2 separate regions of the Homo sapiens genome follow, and region 2 is linked to region 1. Evidence: read pairs that join two places in POLR2A ChIA-PET (ENCODE). Cell type or tissue: CD4-positive, alpha-beta T cell. All regions are shown on one strand. Each heading gives the region's core, and the rest is flanking DNA. Links, peaks and the distances in the headings are about the cores only. Region 1 overlaps FGD3 (FYVE, RhoGEF and PH domain containing 3). Region 2 overlaps LOC124902212 (a long non-coding RNA gene).

What was found. ChIA-PET counts read pairs that join two places held together with the same protein. Peaks named below come from ENCODE experiments on the same cell type or tissue, not always from the same donor. Only the 100,000 strongest peaks of a DNase experiment are listed, where the experiment ranks them.
Region 2: POLR2A ChIA-PET joins it to region 1 with 6 read pairs; 6 of 35 experiments call an interaction of 5 or more read pairs at or near these places.

Annotation. Positions count from the first base shown.
Region 1 is chr9:92,951,529-92,956,898 of GRCh38, reverse strand. All of the region lies in intron 1 of FGD3 (FYVE, RhoGEF and PH domain containing 3), which reads right to left. Among named protein-coding and RNA genes, the nearest start is that of FGD3, 6.7 kb to the right of the region's middle. RefSeq lists an enhancer at 2,720-2,819. In CD4-positive, alpha-beta T cell, for the core only: no CTCF peak of the experiment used is centred there; a DNase peak (open chromatin) is centred at 2,618; H3K4me3 peaks cover 1,739 bases; H3K27ac peaks cover 4,155 bases.
Region 2 is chr9:93,141,358-93,146,727 of GRCh38, reverse strand. All of the region lies in intron 1 of LOC124902212 (a long non-coding RNA gene), which reads right to left. Among named protein-coding and RNA genes, the nearest start is that of NINJ1, 9.8 kb to the right of the region's middle. RefSeq lists a silencer at 1-281 and enhancers at 2,304-2,443, 2,031-2,903, 2,904-3,776. In CD4-positive, alpha-beta T cell, for the core only: no CTCF peak of the experiment used is centred there; a DNase peak (open chromatin) is centred at 2,557; H3K27ac peaks cover 2,707 bases.

The DNA.
Region 1 (5,370 bases), core at 256-5,255:
CCACTGCACTCCAGACTGGGAGACAGAGCAAGGCTCTGTCTTCAAAAAAAAAAAAAAAAAGAAAGAAAGCAATTATATGGATGGATCTCAAAGCCAGACACAAAAGACTGTTAGATGAAGTTCAAAGACAGGCAGAACTAGTTTCTGAAGTCAGAACAGAGGTGCCCTGTGGTACTCTGGAAGGCAGTGTCTTAGTTTATCCTGGTTATTATAACAAAGTCCCACTGGCTAGGTGGCTGAAAAGTCAAAAATTTACTTTCTCACATTCCAGGAGGCTGGAACTCTGAGATCAAGGTGTTGGCAGGGTTGGTTTCTCCTGAGGCCTCTCTCCCTGGCTTGTAGGCAGCCATCATATCCTTGTGTCCTCACGTGGTTGTCCCTCTGTGAGTCCTCAGCTCTTCTTTTTGGACACCAGTCATGACAGATCAGCACCCACTCTCAGCACCTCATTTTAACTTTGTTACCTCTTTAAAGGCCCTGTCTCCAACACAGTTACATTCGGAGGTACTGGGGATTAGGGCTTCAACATGTATTTTGCAGGGACATAGTCAGGCCCATAATAGTCCCCCAAAGTGAGAACAAGGCAAGGATGCCTGCTGTCACCACTCTTATTCAACACAGTGGAGAAGGTTCTAGCCAGTGCAATAAAACAAGAACAGAAACGAAAATGCATGCTGAGCAGAAAGGAAGAAATAAAATTGTCCATGTTTGCAAATGACATGACTGTCTACAAAGAAAATGCCAAGAAGCGAAAACAAACAAACAAACAAACAAACAAAACTCCCAGAACTAGTATGTGAATTTAGCAAGGTCAGGGATACAAAATCAAGTCACAAAAATCACTTTAATTTGTATATACTGGCAATGAACATGCAGACATGGAAATGAAAACTATGTTGTCATTTACACATTAACTGTGGTACATCCATGCCACACAACAGCACTCAGCAATAACAAGGAAACACTATTGACACACACAGCAGCCTAGATGTGTGATGATTCCCCTGCATGAATTCCCTTAGAGGAATCCCAAGGGATTATGCTGGTGGAAGAAAGATAATTTCAAAAGATTACATGCTATATGACTCCGTTTATATAACATTCTCAAAATGACAAAATTGTAGAAACAGAGAACAGATTGGCTGCTGTCAGGGGCAGGCAGGGAGCAGGTGGACATCAAAGGGCCACAGGAGGCTCCCTGTGCTGGTGCTGCTCTGTGTCTTGACTGTACCAGTGTCAAGGTCCGAGCTATGATATGGTCCTATATCGTTTTGCAAGCTGTTACCACTGGGAAATCCCGGGTAAAGGCCCACAGTATCTCTGCATTATCTCTTATGTGTCTATACAGTCATTTCAAAATAAAAAGTTTAATTAAACAACTAGCTAGTGGCATCCCTTGGCTCTATTTATTTTTATTTTTATTTTTGAGAGGGAGTTTTGCTCTCTTTGCCCAGGCTGCCTCAGCCTCCCGGGTAGCTGGGATTACAGGCATGCACCACCATGCCTGGCTAATTTTGTATTTTTTTAGTAGAGATGGGGTTTCTCCATGTTGGTCAGGCTGGTCTCGAACTCCTGACCTCAGGTGATCCGCCCACCTCAGCCTCCCAAAGTGCTGGGATTACAGGTGTGAGCCACCGTGCCTGGCCATCCCTTGCCTCTTAAGAGAAGCAGTGAGCCTACAAGTGACTCACAGTAAAGCTGGAATCCTCAGCGTCATCTCAGAGTTGGCCCGGCTGGAACCTGGCCCTTGCAGCCTCCCAGCCTCATTCCTGGCCTCTACAATGATTGGGAGCACCTCTCCCTACCCTCACGGGCCTTGCCTCTCACGTCTGTTCCCTCTGCTCCTTGGCCACCTGACCACACCAGCTTTAGAGCTTCCCTCTGGGTGCAGCTGGCTCTCGGACACATAGACACCATATCGCCATCACTCTCCAGGCAGACCGTGAGTTCCATGAATGCAGGCAACGATGCTCCAAGCATCCTCTAATTTCTCCTTTTCCAGAAGACAAAGCTGTGGTTCAGAGAGGTGGAGGAAATGTCAAGGCCACGATACTCAGAGCCTAGCAAGATGCAGCTGAGGTGGCTGGTCTCTAGGACACAGCCCAAGGTGCAGGACAAAGGGGAACCAGGAGGCCAGGGCTCAGGGGAGTAAAGAGCTTGGAAGTAAGAGTCCCATTCAATGACCAGGACACTGAGGTTCAGAGAGGCCAAAGTGCGGTCACTCAGTCAGTCAACAACCATTTGCTGAGCGGCTCCTAGGACACAAGAATCCTTGGGAGATGGCCCCTGAGGAAGGAGCAGCTCTGGCCTGCAGAGACCCTCATGGCTGCCACTTCCTGTGCAAGGTGACCCCGGCCCCTGCCCTTCTGCTCACTTATTAGGGTCACAGCCAGTCACTTGGGCCACACGGGCACAGGACTCAGAGCCCGGCTGCTTCTCCAATCACCTGCCTGCTTTTGGGAACCGAGAACCACAGCTCTTGGATCCTTCCCAGAACCCTTGAGACCCAAGGATTGGACAAAGTGCCCATGTTGAGTTACTCTCATTCTTCTGACAAGACAGGGGAAAGCCACAAAAATACCACACTAGCTAGGGCAGGAAGTGGGTGGGACCAGAGTAGTCATTCCTGTGTGGCTTTGGATGGGGTCCAAGGGTGGTGCACCTTTGTCAGCGTTCAGGCTCCAAGACAAATCCTACTCAACATGTGACCTAACAATAGACAAGACCCAAGGAAATGAAAGCTCCTGGCAGAGAGGCTGTGTGAAACCCTGAGAGTGACCGTCTCTGGGTGGTGAGCTTCCGGGAATTTTCATTTGCTTCTTGATGCTTCTCAGTAACATATAAATTTCTACGTAGAACATTATATTTGCATTTGGGAGGAAAGCCAACCTGTTTAAAAATACAAGAATCGAAGTTGTTCATTGGAGATTCCCAGCCGGGAACTATTGCCCAGTGAAAGCCAGCTGTCTCCATGTCTGTTTACATATGGAAAATTTAATTTCTACTTAGCTGTCCTAAATCTCTCTAATGAAAGATGTGGTTGAGAAACCAAAAAAAGAAGGGATACTGAGTGTAATTCTGCTTTCTGAAAACACATTTTTTGCAAAACATTTTCTAGGTTACTTTAAATTGAAATTACATTTGGTCCAAAGGCAGACAATATTTCCTAAACCTTGGCACTGCCCTTAACTTTACCTGCCTTCCTCCCAGGCAGGCAGCTGGGAGAGTGGACAAGCCCAGATCTGGAACTGTGAGGCCCGTGTGCAGGTGACATTGTGTGAGCCCCTTCACCCCAACATGGGGAAAATATCCCTGGACACCAAGTTCCTGGGGGCTCCCTGGGAAAATGTGTGTAAAATGCTACAGTGTGAGCAGCGAGAAGCTGGCTAGTCATCACTCACTATACCTCATTTCTTAAAAGTTGCTTTAAAAATATGTGATGCTTTAGTCATCTTGGCCAAAGTGGAGAGGCAAGCCCAGCTTCAAACTCTTAGACCAAGTGGCATTTTGAGAGCTTTCCACTCAGGAGACGTAATTACAGAGCGGCTCTGGCAGTTGGCTATGATAACATTAGAGCCTGAAGTGGAAGCGATTGTTTCTTATCCTTAACAAAGAGCCCTGATGTGTCTATACTTACACAAAAGTGCTGCATCTGGTGCATTTTTTTTTTACCCTGTAGGAAAAAATTATCAATGTGTAAATAGAGAATGATATACATTAAAAAATAAGGCAATAAAGGGGTGGCCACGCCCCCACTCAATCAGGCCCTGAATAAAGGATAATTCCAGCATTGTTATGCGGCAGCTGCACAGCGTCAACCAGAAACACTCATATGCCCAGGGAGGTGCGGGTCCTTTCCTATGCACTCCATGTCCAATCCAGACATCACATTCTGCCAAGTGGTATTCTCACAATCACTTGGATCCACCGTTTACTATTCAATCCTTAGTCTAAGCTCCTGATCAACCAGAGGCTATTCAGAATGCAACAACACATGTTTATTTAGGTTTCCTTTAAGGGCAGATGCTGAGCTGGAGGACCTCGGGGGAAGAAGTAATCAGAAAGCTTAGAACTGGAGGCACCTAAGGGTGATCACAGCAGCACTATTCTAAAGAAGAAAAAAGGGAAAGAATGAAGGAAGGAGGAAAAAAGGGAAGGAAAGAGAAAAGGAAGGAAGGAGAGAAAGAAGGAAAGAGAGAAAGAAGGGAGGGAGTGAGGAAGGAAGAGAAGGAGAAAGAGGGGGAAGGAGGGAGAGATTTGAGCCACACTTGCTCAACCTTCATAATGTTAAGGAGGGCCTTAGGATTGGAGGGTAGAGGATGGGATGGGGGGGCCTTCAGCTTTAAAACAGTTTGATTTTCGGGCCGGGCGCGGTGGCTCACACCTGTAATCCCAGCACTTTGGAAGGGCGAGGCAGGCGGATCACGAGGTCAGGAGATCAAGACCATCCTGGCTAACACGGTGAAACCCCGTCTCTACTAAAAAATACAAAAAATTAGCCGGGCGTGGTGGCGGGTGCCTGTAGTCCCAGCTACTTGGGAGGTTGAGGCAGGAGAATGGGGTGAAGCCAGGAAGCGGAGCTTGCAGTGAGCCGAGATCGTGCCACTGCACTCCAGCCCGGGCGACAGAGCAAGACTCTATCTCCAAAAAAAAAAAAAAAAAAAATTGACTTTCAACAATGATATGTGTATATATCCTTTGCATACTTGAAAATAAACAGAGATGTGCTCTGGTCACCCCCTGCATTGACTCACATGAGTTGGAAACCAGGGATATTAAGAAGCCCTTGGGGAGTCAAGTGTGGTCTCTAATGGATGAATTAGGGCCACGAATTATTCCTTATGCAGCATAGTTTGTTTTGCAGACAAAATATTTTGGAACTTGTTTAAAAGCAAGATCAGGGAGAGGGTCAAAAAACCAGATGCCCCTTTTGCCACTGAAGATCTTAGACCCTCAGATTTTGTCTGCCCTGGAGCTGGGGGACAGAGGCATCCTCTCTGCAGCCGTAAAGTCAGGGTCTTCTGACTGAGATCCCCCCAAGCCTACTTTACACCTATTTTGCATGGTCAAAGACCAGCAGTTTTATTCATTCAGTTTACCACCTCCGCAGCTACATGAATCCTTCAGGCACCAGTGTTTCAAGGACCAAGAACATGAGTGTGCTCAGACACAACCCTACATCTGGCAAAATCTACACAACTTTCATTAATTAATTAATTTTTTTGAGACAGGGTCTCGCTCTGTCACCCAGGCTAGAGTGCAGTGGCACAATCACAGCTCACTGCAGCCTCAACCTCTGGGTTCAAGCAATCCTCCCACCTCAGTCTCCCGAGTAGCTGGGACTACAGGCGCATGCCACCACACCTGGCT
Region 2 (5,370 bases), core at 322-5,321, 190 kb before region 1:
ATGGGAGCTACAATTCAAGATGAGATTTGGGTGGGGACACAGCCAAACCATATCACAGTGACTGACGGAACATTCCACCAAGTGAATTTCAGAACATAGCATGCTTGTGTTTTTCCCACTGTTGGAAATTTCAGTTGTTTCTGACTTGTCATGCTTAACAATCAGGGGGCAATGGATATCTTCATGCATGTGCTTCTCCACCTTTCTTTGGGTTTCCCAAACATAAAGTCACACACTTGAGACTACATGAGAGGAAATGAATATTTGAATCACTCTTGGCATATATTTTAAAATTTGCCACCCAGAAGAATCAGCCACTGCCCCTCTCCACCAGCTGTATTTACAGGTGCTGGCCTGAGGCAGACAATGCAGATAACCCAGCTGTGTTCCGCAGGAAATGAGCTCTGATTTTATTCTGAGGGACACTGTACCTAGCCTACCTTGTAAATAGTGGTAGCAATGAAATGTAAGAAGAATTAATTGAGTGGGTCATCTGGAAAGCTCCATAAGAGGGGACAACTGGAAATGAGCCCTGCTGTGCTCCCAACATCTGCTTCCTGCTGTGATGGTTGGCTAGCCAGCAGCCCTCATGGACCATGAGGCTACTTTGAGGATGGAATTTATACACTTTGCAAAGCAGAAAAGAAAGATCCCCAGTAACATTATGGGGGCCAAGCATGGTGGCTCACGCCTGTAATCCCAGCACTTTGGGTGGCCAAGGAGGGCAAATCACTTGAGGTCAGGAGTTCGAGACCAGCCTCACCCACAGGGTGAAACCCCGTCTACTAAAAATACAAAAATTAGCCAGGCATGGTAGTGGGCACCTGTAATCCCAGCTACTCAGGAGGCTGAAGCAAGAGAATTGCTTGAACCCAGGAGGCAGAGGTTGCAGTGAGCCGAGATTGCCCCACTGCACTCCAGCCTGGGAGACAGAGCAAGACTCTGTCTCAAAACACAAAAACAGAAACAAAAGAAACAGGCCACACGGCTGGGCATGGTGGCTCACGCCTGTAATCCCAGCACTTTGGGAGGTCGAGGCGGGTGGATCATGAGGTCAGGGGATCGAGACCATTCTGGCTAATACGGTGAAACCCCGTTCTCTACTAAAAAATACAAAAAATTAGCTGGGTGTGGTGGCGGGCACCTGTAGTCCCAGCTACTCAGGAGGCTGAGGCAGGAGAATGGTGTGAACCCGGAAGGCGGAGCTTACAGTGAGCCAAGATCACACCACTGCACTCCAGACTGGGCGACAGAGTGAGACTCCGTCTCAAAAAAAAAAAAAAAAAAAGAAACAGGCCAGGCACGGTGGCTCAGGCCTGTAATCCCAGCACTATGGGAGGCCAAGGTGGCTGGATCACTTGAGGTCAGGAGGTCGAGACCAACCTGGCCAACATGATGGAAACCTGTCTTTACTAAAAATACAAAAAAAAAAAAAATAGCTGGGTGGGGCAGCAGGCACCTGTAATCCCAACTACCTGGGAGGCTGAGAAAGGAGAATCACTTGAACCCGGGGGCAGAGGTTGCAGTGAGCTGAGATTGCACCATTGCACTCCAGCCTGAGTGAAACTCCATCTCAAAAAAAAAAAAATTACGGGGGTACCATGCTGGCCTTAGATTGCCTATATCCAGGCTTTTTTCATGTGAGAGAAAAACACATCCTAATTAGTGAAGCCTTTGAATCTTCAATCTCTGTACTGGCAACGAGACTGCTTTTTACCTCTCCAAAACCTTACTATCATTGGTTTTTAGTATATTACAATGATAGAAATTATTTATAGGTATCAAAAGGGGCTTAATTCTTTTGCAATCTGGATATTTTGAGAGTCATTATAGGCAGAAGAAATAACACAAGCAAAGTTGTACAAGCTGGGAAAGACAGGCATTTTCAGGGACACATCAGTTACTTCCTGGAGTGTCTGCCTGTCTGCTCTCGCCTTACTAAGAGAAAGAAGGTGAAGTCATATTGTGGAGACCCTTGCTGCCAGGTGAGACATGAATTCCATTCCCATCATGGAGAACCATGGAGGCAGGGTGTCACAGTGGAGACAATCTATGTTTCCATCTCCCTCCCTCTCTCTCTCTCATTTCTTCCATCCCTCCTTCTGTCTGTCTCCATCTGTCTCCCTTCTTCCTTCTCCCTGCAAGTCTTCCCCTTTCCCCTCCCTGCCTCTCTCCCTCCAGTTGCAGCAGGAGCGTTCTCAGGGAATGCCCTGTCTGGGACAGAACAACTCACAGGGGAACATGGACGGGTCGCACAGCTTGGAGAAGGAGTTGGAAAGCCGACACCCTCCACAGCAGGCGAGCCCAGCCCTGCTGGCACTCTGTGAAAGGCTATTTCTGTGTTTCCTGTGTTCAGACCAAGACATGCCATCCCTGCCTGATAAATGCCCCTTTGTGCTGGAAGGGTTCTCATAAACCCATGAGATGCTCTCAGCCAGACCCAACTGCACGTGGCCCTGAGCTCTGCCCGGCAACAGTACTGCTGGGGCCGGGACCCCTGCCAGCCTAGACGCCATCAGAGCCAGAGACAGGAAATGTGGCATTCTGGGGAGCCGCCCCGGAGGCTATGTGGCTTCTACACAGCACAGGCAACATCCACAGGTGGGACAGGCAGCCATGCCACAGTGAGGCCCCAGGTCACATGCAGAGGCCTGGCTCATGGCCAGACCTGCCTTAAATGTGGAGCTGGGAACTGAGGGGTCTGGCGACTCTGCTCCTTGGGATCCACTTCCTGAGCAGCAGTGGCCACAGGACGAGTCCCTGTGGTTGTTTGGCCCCACCCACCCCATGTCCGGCCATGAGGACACACCTCACATCCTACCTGATCTGTGTGTGTGTGTGTGTCTGTGTGTGTGTGTGTGTGTGTGTAGACAGAGTCTCGCTCTGTCGCCCAGGCTGGAGTGCAGTGGTGCGATCTCAGCTCACTGCAACCTCTGCCTCCTGGGTTCAAGCTATTCTCCTGCCTCAGCCTCCTGAATACCTGGGATTATAGGCGCCTGCCACCACGCCCAGCTAATTTTTGTATTTTTAGTAGAGACGGGGTTTCACCATGTTGGTCAGCTGGTCTTGAACTCCTGACCTTAGGTGATCCACTCTCCTTGACCTCCCAAAGTGCTGGGATTATAGGCGTGAGCCACCGCGCCCAGCCCCTACCTGCTCTTGACAGGAACCAGGGGGTCCCAGGGGCGGTCCCCTGCACAGTGCCACTTCCCTGGCAGCACCCCCACCCTCAGAACTCCACGTCCACCTTCCTTGGACTGGCATATTTCAACTTCCAAATTTTTCCTATAGGCTTCAGTTAAAAGGAAGGAATAGAACCAGAGGTTCGCCACCAAAGCAAGACTCCAGGGAAATTTGGAAGGAGAAGCAGCTGTGGAAACCAGCGTTTTCAGACCGTGAGGCACAGGTGGCCTTCAGATGAGGCCGACAGTGGCCGGGGCAAAGAGCAGAGGACAGAGAGCGAAGGGCATGCCCCCCTGCTTGCCGTCTGCAGTCGCATTCTCTGCAAATAAGGTCGTCTGGGACCCCTGCTTTTCAAGGTTATTGTCCCAGATGATGTATCTTTTTTTTTTTTTCTTTGAGACAGGGTCTCACTCTGTCACCCAGGCTGGAGTGCAGTGGCAAAATTTCCACCCGCTGCAACCTCCAACCCCTGGTTCAGGCAATTCTCGTGCCTCAGCCTCCCGAGTAGCTGGGATTACAGGCATGCACCACCACGCTAGCTAATTTTTGTATTTTCAGTAGACATGGGGTGTTGTCATGTTGGCCAGGCTGGTCTCGAACTCCTGACCTCAAGTGATCCGCCTGCCTTGGCCTCCCAAAGTGCTGGGATTACAGGTGTGAGCCACCACACCTGGCCCCTGATGACATATCCTTGACCAAAATGAAGGCGACACTCGCTTACCTGCTGGCCTGAATGTGCTCACCAACCCTCTACTTGACCCAGTGAGGACATCCCCAGCCTGAACACAATGATCCCAACCAGCATGAAAACATGTGGGCTGACTCTCTCGGGCTTGGGACGGAGTCCTCTTTAGGCCTCGTCCCTTCACGGATTTATGCAAGGAAAATAACTAAAAATGGTATGTTTATAGTATGTTTGTTTCCAACATGCCACACTGATGACTCCTGACTTTTCCACAGTGGAGGGACACCTGCCTCATGCTGAGGGACAGTGGGAGGGCTTGTGGGAGGCACTGGGCCCCAGACTTACAGGGGGCAGCTTCTCAGAAGCAGGCTCTCCCCTACCTGTGCCCCTGCGTCAATCCTCAGCTTGGCCCACATCCCTGCCTCAGAACTTGCAGGGACAGCTGTGCCCGGTGGCTTGGAGTAGGGTTCCTGGGCCAGCAGCATCAGCCCCTCTGGGCTGGTCCCAGTGAGCTGTGTTCTCACAGAGTTCTGATGCATGTCCAAGTTTGAAAACCGCAGGCCCAACCAGAAACAGGACCAGACAACTCCCTCTAGGCCGGGAGTGATGGTGTTCTACTGGTGTGAGCTCATGCTCAGAAGTCGCAGGCTGACCCCTGTCCCCTCCCTGCCACAGGACAGGGAGGGAGTGGGGACAGGAGGCTTCCACAGCCTGAGCCTGAAGCCCCCACCCCACTGCAGGCTCTTGTGACATTCACAGAGGTCTCCCCCAAGGAAGCTACGGGTAGCCTTGGGCCTGAGGTGGGCTGAGATTCCCTAGGCAGGACAGGAAAGGGCTTTGGCTTGGCTGCGAGGTAGCTCCTGGCACCCAGCCACAGTAGGCAGAGGGTGCAGTGTGGACTCAGGCAATCTGGGTTTGAATCTCAGCTCTCAGAGCCCCAGTTTCCCCGTCTGTAGAAAGGACACAACAACACCATAATGAGATCATGCACACCCCACCTGGGCTACAGTGTGCTCAGCAGTGACTGCTGTTGAAATCCAACCAATAGTCCCATAGACAGTCTTTCTTTTCTTTTCTATACATATATATTTTTTTTTCTTGAGATGGAGTCTTCCTCTGTCATCCAGGCTGGAGTGCAATGGTGAGTTCTTGGCCCACTGCAACCTCTGCCTCCCAGGTTCAAACAATTTTACTGCCTCAGCCTCCCAAGTAGCTGGGACTACCAGCGCCCGCCACCACGCCCAGCTAATTTTTTTTTTTTTTTTTTTTTTTGAGATGGAGTTTCACTCTCGTTGCCCAGGCTGGAGTGCAATGGCACAATCTCAGCTCACTGCAACCTCAACCTCCAGGTTCAAGCGATTCTCCTACCCCAGCCTCCTGAGTAGCTGGGATTACAGACATGCACCAACACGCCCGGCTAATTTTGTATTTTTAGTAGAGATGGGTTTTACCATGTTGGTCAGGCTGGTCTCAAATTCCTGACCTCAGGTAATCTGCCCGCC